Linked DNA regions of Homo sapiens: region 2 is linked to region 1. Evidence: read pairs that join two places in POLR2A ChIA-PET (ENCODE). Cell type or tissue: GM12878. All regions are shown on one strand. Links, peaks and the distances in the headings refer to the core of each region. The heading gives the core; the rest is flanking DNA. Region 1 holds the start of LOC137778871 (a long non-coding RNA gene). Region 2 overlaps CDC42EP5 (CDC42 effector protein 5).

What was found. ChIA-PET counts read pairs that join two places held together with the same protein. Peaks named below come from ENCODE experiments on the same cell type or tissue, not always from the same donor. Only the 100,000 strongest peaks of a DNase experiment are listed, where the experiment ranks them.
Region 2: POLR2A ChIA-PET joins it to region 1 with 8 read pairs; 1 of 35 experiments calls an interaction of 5 or more read pairs at or near these places.

The regions. Positions count from the first base shown.
Region 1 is chr19:52,597,881-52,603,361 of GRCh38, forward strand. LOC137778871 (a long non-coding RNA gene) reads left to right here and starts at 3,421. Exons shown (of 3, transcript NR_197425.1): 1 at 3,421-3,475. It also overlaps a transcript of ZNF701 not described here and the pseudogene ZNF137P. RefSeq lists a silencer at 3,281-3,340 and enhancers at 3,461-3,520, 3,473-3,979, 3,591-3,640, 4,301-4,380. In GM12878, for the core only: CTCF peaks have their summits at 3,302 (motif pointing left) and 4,266; a DNase peak (open chromatin) is centred at 3,381; H3K4me3 peaks cover 1,751 bases; H3K27ac peaks cover 543 bases.
Region 2 is chr19:54,466,556-54,471,813 of GRCh38, forward strand. CDC42EP5 (CDC42 effector protein 5) reads right to left here. Exons shown (of 3, transcript NM_145057.4): 2 at 4,990-5,130. Among named protein-coding and RNA genes, the nearest start is that of CDC42EP5, 4.1 kb to the right of the region's middle. In GM12878, for the core only: no CTCF peak of the experiment used is centred there; no DNase peak of the experiment used is centred there; H3K4me3 peaks cover 470 bases.

The DNA of each region.
Region 1 (5,481 bases), core at 275-5,274:
TAGATTCTCCGGGTACTAATTGGTGGATAGTTTCTGATGTGCCGTGATATTACCCCTAATATCACAGGGATGCCTCCTGTCCATTTTAGAGACTTGCTCTGTCGCCCAGGCTGGAGGGCAGTGGCGCGATCTCGGCTCATTGCAAGCTCCGCCTCCCGGGTTCATGCCATTCTCCTGCCTCAGCCTCCCGAGTAGCTGGGACTACAGGCGCCCGCCACCATGCCTGGCTAATTTTTTGTATTTTCAGTAGAGACGGGGTTTCACTGTGTTAGCCAGGATGGTCTCGATCTCCTGACCTCGTGATCCGCCCGCCTCGGCCTCCCAAAGTGCTGGGATTACAGGCGCGAGCCACCGCGCCCGGCCCCTAAGTTAATATTTCAAACAATCGAAGGTAAAACAACATATTGTGTTGGGCCACCTGTACTGAACGCTGAATCGTTTTTCCTCTTAAGTTGAAAATGGTTTTAATGCAAAGCGCCTTTTTTGAGCAGGTAGAGTCACGCATCCGGCAGGCGGGGCGAGCTCCCCTCTGTCTGGGGCAGGGTGGGGGAGAGGGGCAGGGACCTCGGTAAAGGGGTGGAGTGGCGCGCTGGTTGCCGCGGGCACTGGCAATTAGAAGGGATTATTAAACTAAGCAAGGTCCTGGGTTGTTTGAGTGGATAATGGAAACTGAAAGGTGACGTGCAAAACTGCCTATTACTCCCAGGAGTGGAGGATAATTTCATATTTCATGGAAATAAACTCAGGGCCCGGAGCGGTGGCTCACACCTGTAATCCCAGCACTTTGAGAGGCCAAGGAGGGAGGATCGCTTAAGCCCAGGAATTCGAAATCAGCCTAGGCAACATAGTAAGACCTCATCTCTACTAAAAATAAAAAAAAACAGCCAGGTGTGTTAGTCCACACCTGTGGTCCCAGCTGCTTGGGGTGCTGAGGTGGGAGGATCACTTGAGCCAGAAAGTTGGAGGCTGCAGTGAGCTCTGATCTTGCCACCACACTCCAGCCTGGGTGAAAAAGCTAGACCCTGTCTCAAACAAGCAAATAAATGAGAGGTATAAGTCCTCCTTTAAAAGTAAAGGAAGAGATTTTTCTTTCCTTTTGTCTCTTAGAACATTCAATTAGAAAATTTGTAAATTCATTTTCTCTGTCTTCTGAGGTTTTTTTTTTTAGACAGAGTTTTTCTCTTGTTACCCAGGCTTGAGTGCAAGCCACGATCTCGCCTCACCACAACCTCCGTCTCCCGAGTTCAAGCGATTCTCCTGCCTCAGCTTCCCGAGTAGCTGGGATTACAGGTATGAACCACTATGCCCGGCTAACTTTGTTTTTTTTTTTTAGAAATTAAACCTTTTTTCAGCTTAATGACCCAGGGGTGTATTTTTGAAGGACTTGGGAGCTCTCTTTGAAAGGCAAACAACAAGGGAAACAGTACCTTTATCTCAGTAGGAAATTAAATAATTCAAACATCAAATAACTTCAATTTAAGGCTATGGACTTTGAGATAATTCTGAGCCTTGAGAGGAATGTGGTCAGGCAACCTGAGTCCAGTGGAATGCAGGTGCAACTTCTAAGAGTTTTCCTGTAAGTAATTAAGAAGACTAAGTAGCCCCAGAGATAAGACCTCCTCGGATCATTGTCCCTTCTTATGTAGTGATAAAGTAACCTTCCTTGAAGTGTATCTATCCGTAATCAATCAAGTTGCTGCAGCCTATGCACTGGCCCAGAATAAAAAACGTGGTGATTCTGCTAAAGCTTCTCTGTCTTTCCCTGTGTGTGAAATCTTAACGTCTCTACTTGGGAACGCTGATCCCATTCATTTAGAGTTGATGTTTCCACGTGGCTATTTCCAAGCTTTGCCTTCAAATAAATTCTGTACTTAATCATATATTCTAAATTTTATTATTTACTGCTGACATCAGTTTCTGTCGGATTGTAGGAGCCTCACCAGAGAGGGCCCCTGTCGCCATGTTGTAAAACTCACACTTGCCAAAAGTTGTGGGTTAGGGTTTCTCCCCCTCCCTCAGGATGACGCTAGTTAGCTGACACAGATGGTCACCTCCATTACCAAGTAGAGTCAGGATGAACTATGTGTGACTGTTCAACTATGTGTCCTCTTCCCTGAGGACTGATTAGTGTTTATCTTGAAAACATGTCCTTAATGGGTTGTATAGAACACTGAAGCATCTGATTTCAAACTCTTAGCTCTTTTCCTCTATTTCCCATCACATTCTGGTCTAAGGCTTATTTATTAATAAAATGATTTTTATTTCTTTATTATCGTGGAGATGATTTTTCATTTGGGGGAAGATCATTTTGTTTTCAAATATATTGTCTCAACATTTAAATAGTGAAGTAAAGAGTATTTCTTGTGCCAGGCATGGTGGCTCACGCCTGTAATCACAGCACTCTGGGAGGCCAAGGCAGGCAGATCACTTCAAGTCAGGAGTTTGAGACCAGCCTGGCCAACATGGTGAAACCCCATCTCTACCAATTATACAAAAATTAGCCGGACATGGTGGCGCGCTTGTAATGCCAGCTATTCCGGAGGGTGAGGCAGGAGAATCACTTCAACACAGGGTGTACAGGCTGCACTGAGCCGAGACCTTGCCACTGCACTCCAGCCTGGACGACAGAGAAATACTCTGTCTTAAAAAAAAAAAAAGGAAATTAAGAAAGTAATAGATCTCCTCCACAAATGTGCTGGGACAACTAACTTGATATTCACATGGAAAAGAATAATGTTGGATCCCTACATCACACAATCAAAATTTTATTTTAAAAAGTTAGAGAACGAGGAAGGGAGCCCTGCGGGAGGGGGTGTTACTTTGTCGCCCAGGCTGGTCTGGAACCCCAGGCTCAGCAACCCTCCCGCTGCTGCTTCCTGAGTAGCTGGGACCTCAGGCTCCCTCCCCAGTGCCCGCATCTCTGCTGTGTTTAAGCAGCAGGTGGTGACTTCGCTCCTCCCTGGCCTGAGCACTCCGTCCCGCATCCCAGGCGGTGGCCCTAGGGAAGTCTCTGAAGCTGAGCACAGGGTGGACTCTGCCCCCACCGCCGACCCGCCCTCCCCGACCCCGAGTGAATGGAGAATAGAAAGGGAGAGGATTTCTGTTCTGTCCTGTGGGCCCTCAGTATGAAATCGTAGTTCTGCCCAGGCAGGACTTTGCATTTCACATTCTAGTTTGCATCCCCGTTCCAGACAATTCCAGGGCTTTTGACTCATGCCTCAGCCTTCCCGGCCAGTCTCCCTTCCAAAACCCGAAAAACGGAGGCGCTGGGCTCAAGACTGACTCTGTCCCGCCCCGGCCCCGCCCTCTGCCGGTTCTAAAGGGCAAAGTCTCTCCGCCTCGCGCCCCGCTTCCGCCTGCCCAGGCCCCGCCCACCTCCTCCTGGACCCCGCCCAGGCCTGGCTTCTGTCCTGCGCGAGCAGATCAGCGCGAACCTGGAAGCGGAGAGCGTGGAGTGAAGGTCCCACGGCAGCGCGTGAGTTTCTCTCTGTTTTATATTAAGTCTGTGCGTCCCAGGTCCCCGGCGCGTCTGTACCTGGGACGTGGGGTCCCCACAGACCTGGAAATTCTCGCCCGTCTTCACCCAGAGCAAATTGAGACTTCCCTTTGAGAGTCCGGGGTTCACTTCCTTTTGGGTTTAAAATCGCCTTGAAGCTGGTGCGGTCTCTGGTCTTGCTGCTATAGGGCAATGTATACACTTTGTATTGGGTAGTTTTCCTGCTCAAAACCTTTTTCTAACTCCTCCCGCCCCGCGCTTTTTAAAGTCCTTACAGGTGAGGTGGATTCCCGCCCTGGGCGCCTCCCACCCTCGCCTTCGACGGCCCCTCGAGTGCAGCGCCGTGCCCCCAGTCCCGCGGAGGCTGCGTCCTCTGCCTGGTCCTGAGATCCTTCAGACCCCACCATTGTCTTAAGGCGCCGTCGTCCCCCACCTCCCTTCTCGTGCCGGGCCCTGCTGCTCCCCAGGTCTCCTCTCCGCCGTCACCGCTTCCCCTGAGCCCGCGTTGGGAAGGTGTCCGGGGCCTGTCCTGTGACACGGGGTGTCCTTGCCTGCCCAGCTCCAGCCCCTGGAAAATGAGCTCCCCCGGGATGCAGACGTCTTACTCCAAACCCTCCTGTAATTGTATGGGCCAAAGGAATCAGGTGAGAGAGAGCAGTAGAAAACCTGAGATAAGAAAAGAGCAGGAGGAGAAAAGCAACTGGAGAAATGTAGAGAAAAGCTAGATGTACAGAGAGATGAAGGACAGCAAGGAAGAGAGGGGGCAGCAAAGAGGAAGGCTCATCAGAGTGAGGGAGAGGAGGAGGGGTTTGGAGCCAGGGCAGACAGAGCAGAGTGGTGCTGGTGGCAAGGACAGAGGGAGAAGCACAGCAGGGAGGACTACTGTGGGTCTAGAGTGCCATAAAGTGTGGACAGGGATGTATAACAGGGAAGAGAGAATGTAACAGGGAGAGCAGAGGAGGCGCAGAGATGGGAGAAGAGGCGGAATCTATGGAGGTTGAGGACAATCCAAAGATTGTGGGAGAAGGAGCAATAAGAGGTTAAATAAGTAGCGAGGATGGAGCAGAAAAGGTGGAAGAGAAGTAATAGAGGGAAGAAGGGGATAAACAGCAGAAGAGGAGAGGGGCAAAAATGAGGCACGGAAGCCCAGGGAAAAAGACAAGAAAACAAGAGCTAGAGAGAGAAGGGGAGAATGAGAGATATGTACAGATTTAGCGAGGGAAGCACAGTAATGAAGACAGAGGGGCTGGGCGCAGTAGCTCACGTCTCTAATCCCAGCACTATAGGAGACTGAGACAAGGGGATTGCTTGAGTACAGGAGTTCGAGCAACATAATGAGACCTCCCCATCTCTGACCAAAAAAAAAAAAAAAAAAAAAAATTAACCGGGCGTGATGGTGCACAGCTGTAATCCTAGCTACTCTGGAGGCTGACGTAGGAGGATAACTTGAGCCCAGGAGGCCCAGGCTGCAGTGAGCCGAGATCATGCCACTGCACTCCAGCCTGGTCAACAGAGTGAGACACTGTCTCAAAAGAAAAAAAGGAGCGGGGGACTTTGGGTAAAGATGAGTAGGTTAGTTCACTGGATATCATTAGTCGTTGACTTCTTTGTATATAATCTGATAACTTAAAACTTGTTTAAATTATACAGATGAGGTTGAGAATTTTTAAACTCCTGTCTATGAGACATGTACCTGTAAATCTTAGCATCAGAGGTTAGCTTCCACCTGAAATCCCTATTCAGCCAAACAGCAGTGACTTATTCAGTTGTGAGTCACTCTCTTGCCTTTTCCCAGAGTTGGGTAGGAAGTGGAGCAGTGAAGTGGGAAAAAAAAAATTGGTGTTATTACATAATACTTTTAATTTAATTAATTAATATTTGGGATGGGCTCTGGCTCTGTAGCCCAGGCTCACGACTGTAATCCCAGCACTTTGGGTGAGGCTAGTGGATCACTTCAGGTCAGGAGTTTGAGACCAGCCTGGCCA
Region 2 (5,258 bases), core at 259-5,258, 1.9 Mb after region 1:
ACCACGCACACGAGGAAGAGGCCCAGGTGGGCTTTGCCTAGGGTGCATTTTATGATTTGAATTACAGTCCTTGGTATCTGTGGGTTCCGCATCAGCAGATTCAATCAACTGCTGATAAAAAATACTGGGGAAAAAATACAGTAATAAAAAATGAGTACAAGTTTCAAACAATATAACAATTATTTGCAAAGCATTTACATTGTATTATGCATTATAAGTAATCTAGAGATGATTTAAAGTGTAGGAGAGGATGTACATAGGTTATATGCAAATACTAGGGCATTTATATAAGAGACTTAAACATCTGCATATTTGGGTATCCATAGGGGTCCCAGAACCAGTCCCATCACTGCTACCAAGGGGCAACTGTACCTGATCTTTTTTTTTTTTTTTTGAGACGCTAATTTTTGTATTTTTAGTAGAGACAGGGTTTCACCATGTTGGTCAGGCTGGTCTTGAACTCCTGACCTCGTGATCTGCCCGCCTCGGCCTCCCGAAGTGCTGGGATTACAGGCATGAGCCACCACGCCTGGCCAACTGTACCTGATCTTGAGACTACAACCTAACAATATGATGTCTTATGTTTTCTAAAATAATAATATAAATTCCCTAGCCAGGCATGGTGGCTCACACCTGTAATCCCAGCACTTTTGGAGGCTGAAGCGGGTGGATCACCTGAGGTCAGGACTTTGAGACCAGCCTGACCAACATGGTGAAACTCCATCTCTACTAAAAAAAAAATACAAAATTAGCTGGTTGTGGTGGTGCATGCCTGTAATCCCAGCTACTTGAGAGGCTGAGGCAGGAGAATCGCTTGAACTTGGGAGGCAGAGGTTGTGGTGAGCTGAGATCGCGCCATTGCATTCCAGCCTGGGTGACAGAGTATGACTCTGTCTCAAAAAAAAAATAAAAAGCCCTATGTTAAAAAAAATGGGAAGAATTGCATAAATTTGAAGCTGGCAGCATCTGCATTGTAAACTAGGTGCTTTATTGCCCATAGCTGCACCAAATTCTTTTTTTTTTTTTTTTGAGACGGAGTCTTGTTCTGTTGCCCAGGCTGGGGTTCAAGCGATTCTCCTGCCTCAGCCTCCTGAGTGGCTGGAATTACAGGTGTGCGCTGCCATGCCCTGCAAATTTTTGTATTTTTAGTAGAGATGAGGTTTCACTATGTTGGCCAGGCTGGACTCAAACTCATGACTTCAGGTGATCCGCCTGCCTTGGCCTCCCAAAGTGTTGGGAATACAGGCATGAGCCACCACGCCCGGCCTAAATTCAATATGAAATAGAAACGCAGCCACAGAGTCTGCCCATATCCTGGTCATTGCATGTTTTGTGTGGAACTTCTGGGAGGGACTTTGATGACCTTGTACTTTTGTTTTAACAGTCACTGTTATCGCAATAATAAAAACCTATTTCAGTTGAAGCCCTACCCTTTGCCAGCTGTATGAACTGCAATAAATTACTTTATTTCCCTGTTTACTTTTCTATCTGTAAGATAAATAAAATAACACTACCTTCCTTTCAGGATACATAGAAAAGTCTGATCAAAGAAAACTATACTTGTAATAGTGCTAACCAATGGGTAATGCTAGCGTTGGGGGGAAAATATTTCCCTAACAATAATTGTGGAACAAAAATTAGGTTGGATAGAACACTATGAGAAAGACAAAGCCGCTGACATTGTTTTCACCGTAACAGGCACCCTGGGAAGTATTGGTGATAATATGGAGGAAAATGAAAGCCAAAGGGATTTAAAATAATTGTAGATGGCTAGATTCTGAAGACTGGCCTACACACACACACACACACACACACACACACACTCTTTACATTGATTTCCATGGGGAAACCAGTTTTGATTTACTACCTCTGCAGCATTTATCAAATTTCTCTGACCTCAACCTAGATGAATAAATATATTTTTATCGTTACCTAGCACACAATCTCCACTCTCTCCTTCCCCATAATGGAAATAAAAATTTTAAGAAACAAGATTTGTCTTGTTTTGAGACAGGGTCTCACTCTGTCACCCAGCTGGAGTGCGGTGGTGAGATCTTGGCTCACTGCAACCTCCGCCTCCCGGACTCAAGCGATCCTCCCACCTCAGACTCCTGAGTAGCTGGGACTACAGGCTCATGCTACCATGTAGTGTTATTTTTGTATTTTTTTTTTTTTTTGTAGAGATGGGGTTTCACCATGTTGCCCAGGCTGGTCTCAAACTCCTGAGCTCAAGCAATCTGCCCGCCTTGGCCTCCCAAAGTGCTGAGATTACAGGTGTGTGCCAGTAAGCCCGGCCAATACTTACTTGTCTTACAACGTGGTAGATACTCTGATTCCTTCCTTCCTTCCTTCCTTCCTTCCTTCCTTCTTTCTTTCTTTTCTTCCCTCCCTCCCTCCTTCCTTCCTTCCTTTCTTTTCTTTCTTTCTCCTTCCTTCCTTCTTTCTTTCTTTTCTTTTTTGATGGAGTCTTGCTCTGTCACCCAGGCAAGAGTGCAATGGCGCGATCTCGGCTCACTGCAACCTCCGCCTCCCAGGTTCAAGTGATTCTCCTGCCTCAGCCTCCCGAGTAGCTGGGATTATAGGTGCACACCACCATGCTTGGCTAATTTTTGTATTTTATAGTAGAGATGGGGTTTCACCATGTTGGCCAGGCTGGTCTCGAACTCCTGATCTCGTGATCTGCCCACCTCGGCCTCCCAAAGTGCTGGGATTACAGGCATGAGCCACCACACCCGGCCCCTACTCTGATATTTTCTATTGTAATCTATTTTATTTTTAAATGTTGAGCTCAGCTCATTAATGTATCTTCTGGATCCACAGTTTAAAAAAAAAATCCTCTCTAGCTGCTAACAGAGCCTATGATCTCAGCACTTGCTCTGCTGTGGGTCAGAGGTGAAAAAGTGGAATTCAGAAAGTCCATTGCACAGGTTTGAATCTGGCTGTGCTGATCGCTCTGTGGCTTTGAGCAACTTACTTGACCTTTCTGACCTCATTTCCTTATCTTGAAAATGGCATGATATTAATCTAATACTTCCCAGTCCTTTTGCAAGAATTGGTGGAGGGATATGTCCCTGCAAGTCTTGGCACAGTGCCCAGCGCACAGGGAATGTTCAATTAACATATGCTCAATGGAGTCACACCTCGGATCATTCTCCCAGTGTTCCAGAGAAGGAAATGGGTGATCCGAGACAGGACGTGACTGACCAAGATCACAAAGCCAGCTCTAGGGAACTCCAGTGTCTAGAGCTGGCTGCCTCCACTCTCTGCTGCCTCTTGACTCGTGGACAGCTCTCAGCCCCTGCCTCTGGTCAGACCCAGCTCCCAGCATGCACCTCGCATCCCCCTTCCATTGCCCTATCCGTTGCCACCACTTTTCAGCACCTGGCAACACACATAAAGTCTTGGTTTCTGACATCACACACATCTGGGCTCAAATTTTGCCATTTCCTTCTTGTGCGATCCCAAACTGGCTTCCTCAACCTAAAGCTCAGTTTACTCCTCAAAAAACAGGGGTTGGAACTCTTGTTTGTGGCTGGGCGCCGTGGCTCACACCTACAATGCCAGCTCTTTGGGAGGCTGAGACAGCAGGATCACTTGAGCCCAGGAGTTTGAGACCAGAATGCGCAACAAAGTGAGATGATCTCTCTACAAAAATAAAAATAAAAAATTAGCCAGGTGCTGTGTCATGCACCTGCAGTTCCAGCTACCTGGGAGGCTGAAAAGGGAAGATCCCTTGAGCCCAGGAGTTTGAGGCTGCAGTGAGGTATGATCGTCCCACCGCACTTCAGCCTGGGCAACAGAAAGAGACCCTGTCTCAAGAAGAAAAGAAAAGAAAAGGAGAGAGAGAGAGAAAAAGAGAGAGAAGGAAAGGAGGGAGGAGAGGGAGGGAAAAAAGGAAGGAAGGAAGGAAAGAGAAAGAAAGAGAAAGAAAAAGAAAGGAAAGGAAGGAGAAAGAAAGAAAGGAAAGAAGGAAGGAAGGAAGGAAAAAGAAAGAAAAAAAGAAGGAAAGAAAGAAAGGGAAGAAAGAAAGACTACACTGAGGGTGCCGAAATTTTATTTTCCAAGTGCTTATCCTGGGCCAGGCACCAGCCTGAGTGCCTCCCCATGAATGAACTAATTTATTTAATCTTCAGGACAACTCCATTTTACAGATGCGCGATGGCTGAGACACAGAGAAGTTAAGTCACTTGCCCTGGGTCACACAGTAGCAAATGCTGCGCGCCAGATCTGGAATCCAGACGAACTCTTAGCTCCCCATAGGAGACTACGGGCATGCCACCCCATGAGAAAAAAAATAATAATGTTCTGATTTGATATGAAGGCGAGAGATTTCCTCTGACACCCTTGATTGTCTTTTTTCCTCTCCAGTCCAGACCAGAACAACGAGTTGGAAGTCGTTTTCGAATGCCACCTCTGCGCCCTAGCTCTGAGACCCTGGGTAAGTCGCTTCACTTCTGCCAGCCTGGGTGTCCTCTTAAATAGAAGCCTCTGACCTCCCTCTGGTTGAATTGTGTTTAAAGCAATGAGGTCATGCTCGGAAAAAGTCCCTCACGCTGCCAGGGCTCGGGACAGAGGGGCTGTTGTTTGTGACCAACGTGGAACAGGCAGAAAGCGGGGCGCGACCGTGGAGCCCGGGGAGGCCCGGGCCGCGCGTTCTCCCCCCGCCTCCGCCCACCCCTCTCTTTCCTGCTGGGGCAGGGCCACGGCTCCAGCTGCAGGGTGGCGGGCACAGCTGGTTCACCTCTGTCCTCTCTCAGTCCCGGCCCCGCCAGGACGGAAATAACAACCCACTCTAGATCCGGCCCAACTGGTTCTCAGACCCGTGGGAGCTGCGGTGCAGCCGGGTCGGGGGACCCCAGATGGGGAGACCCCCGGCCCGGCGAGGGCTTCACTGCGCGCTTCCTGCAGCCACGTGGCTGCGGCCGGGAATTCAGCGGCCCTTTTCCCTCCCGACCGGGACCCAGGACCCCTGTCCCCACCGCGCCTTACCTCGCGGTCCTCCCAGAGCGGGGCGGGCGCGCGCTCACGACTCCAGCTCTAGCCCGGACCCCTGGTTCCCTGGCTCCGAGTCCGCCTCCGTCTCCTAATCCCCGGCCCGCGCCTTCCTTCTTCCTCCGGGCGGGTTCTCACCTGGTAAGGAAAGTGTCATGTGGAACCCGGAGGGAGATTCAGGAGCCAGGCATCCGGGTCCGTAGAGCCACCTCCTCCTTCGCCCTCAGGTCCTAGGCGTCCTAGATCTTCGCTTTCTTAATCCCACC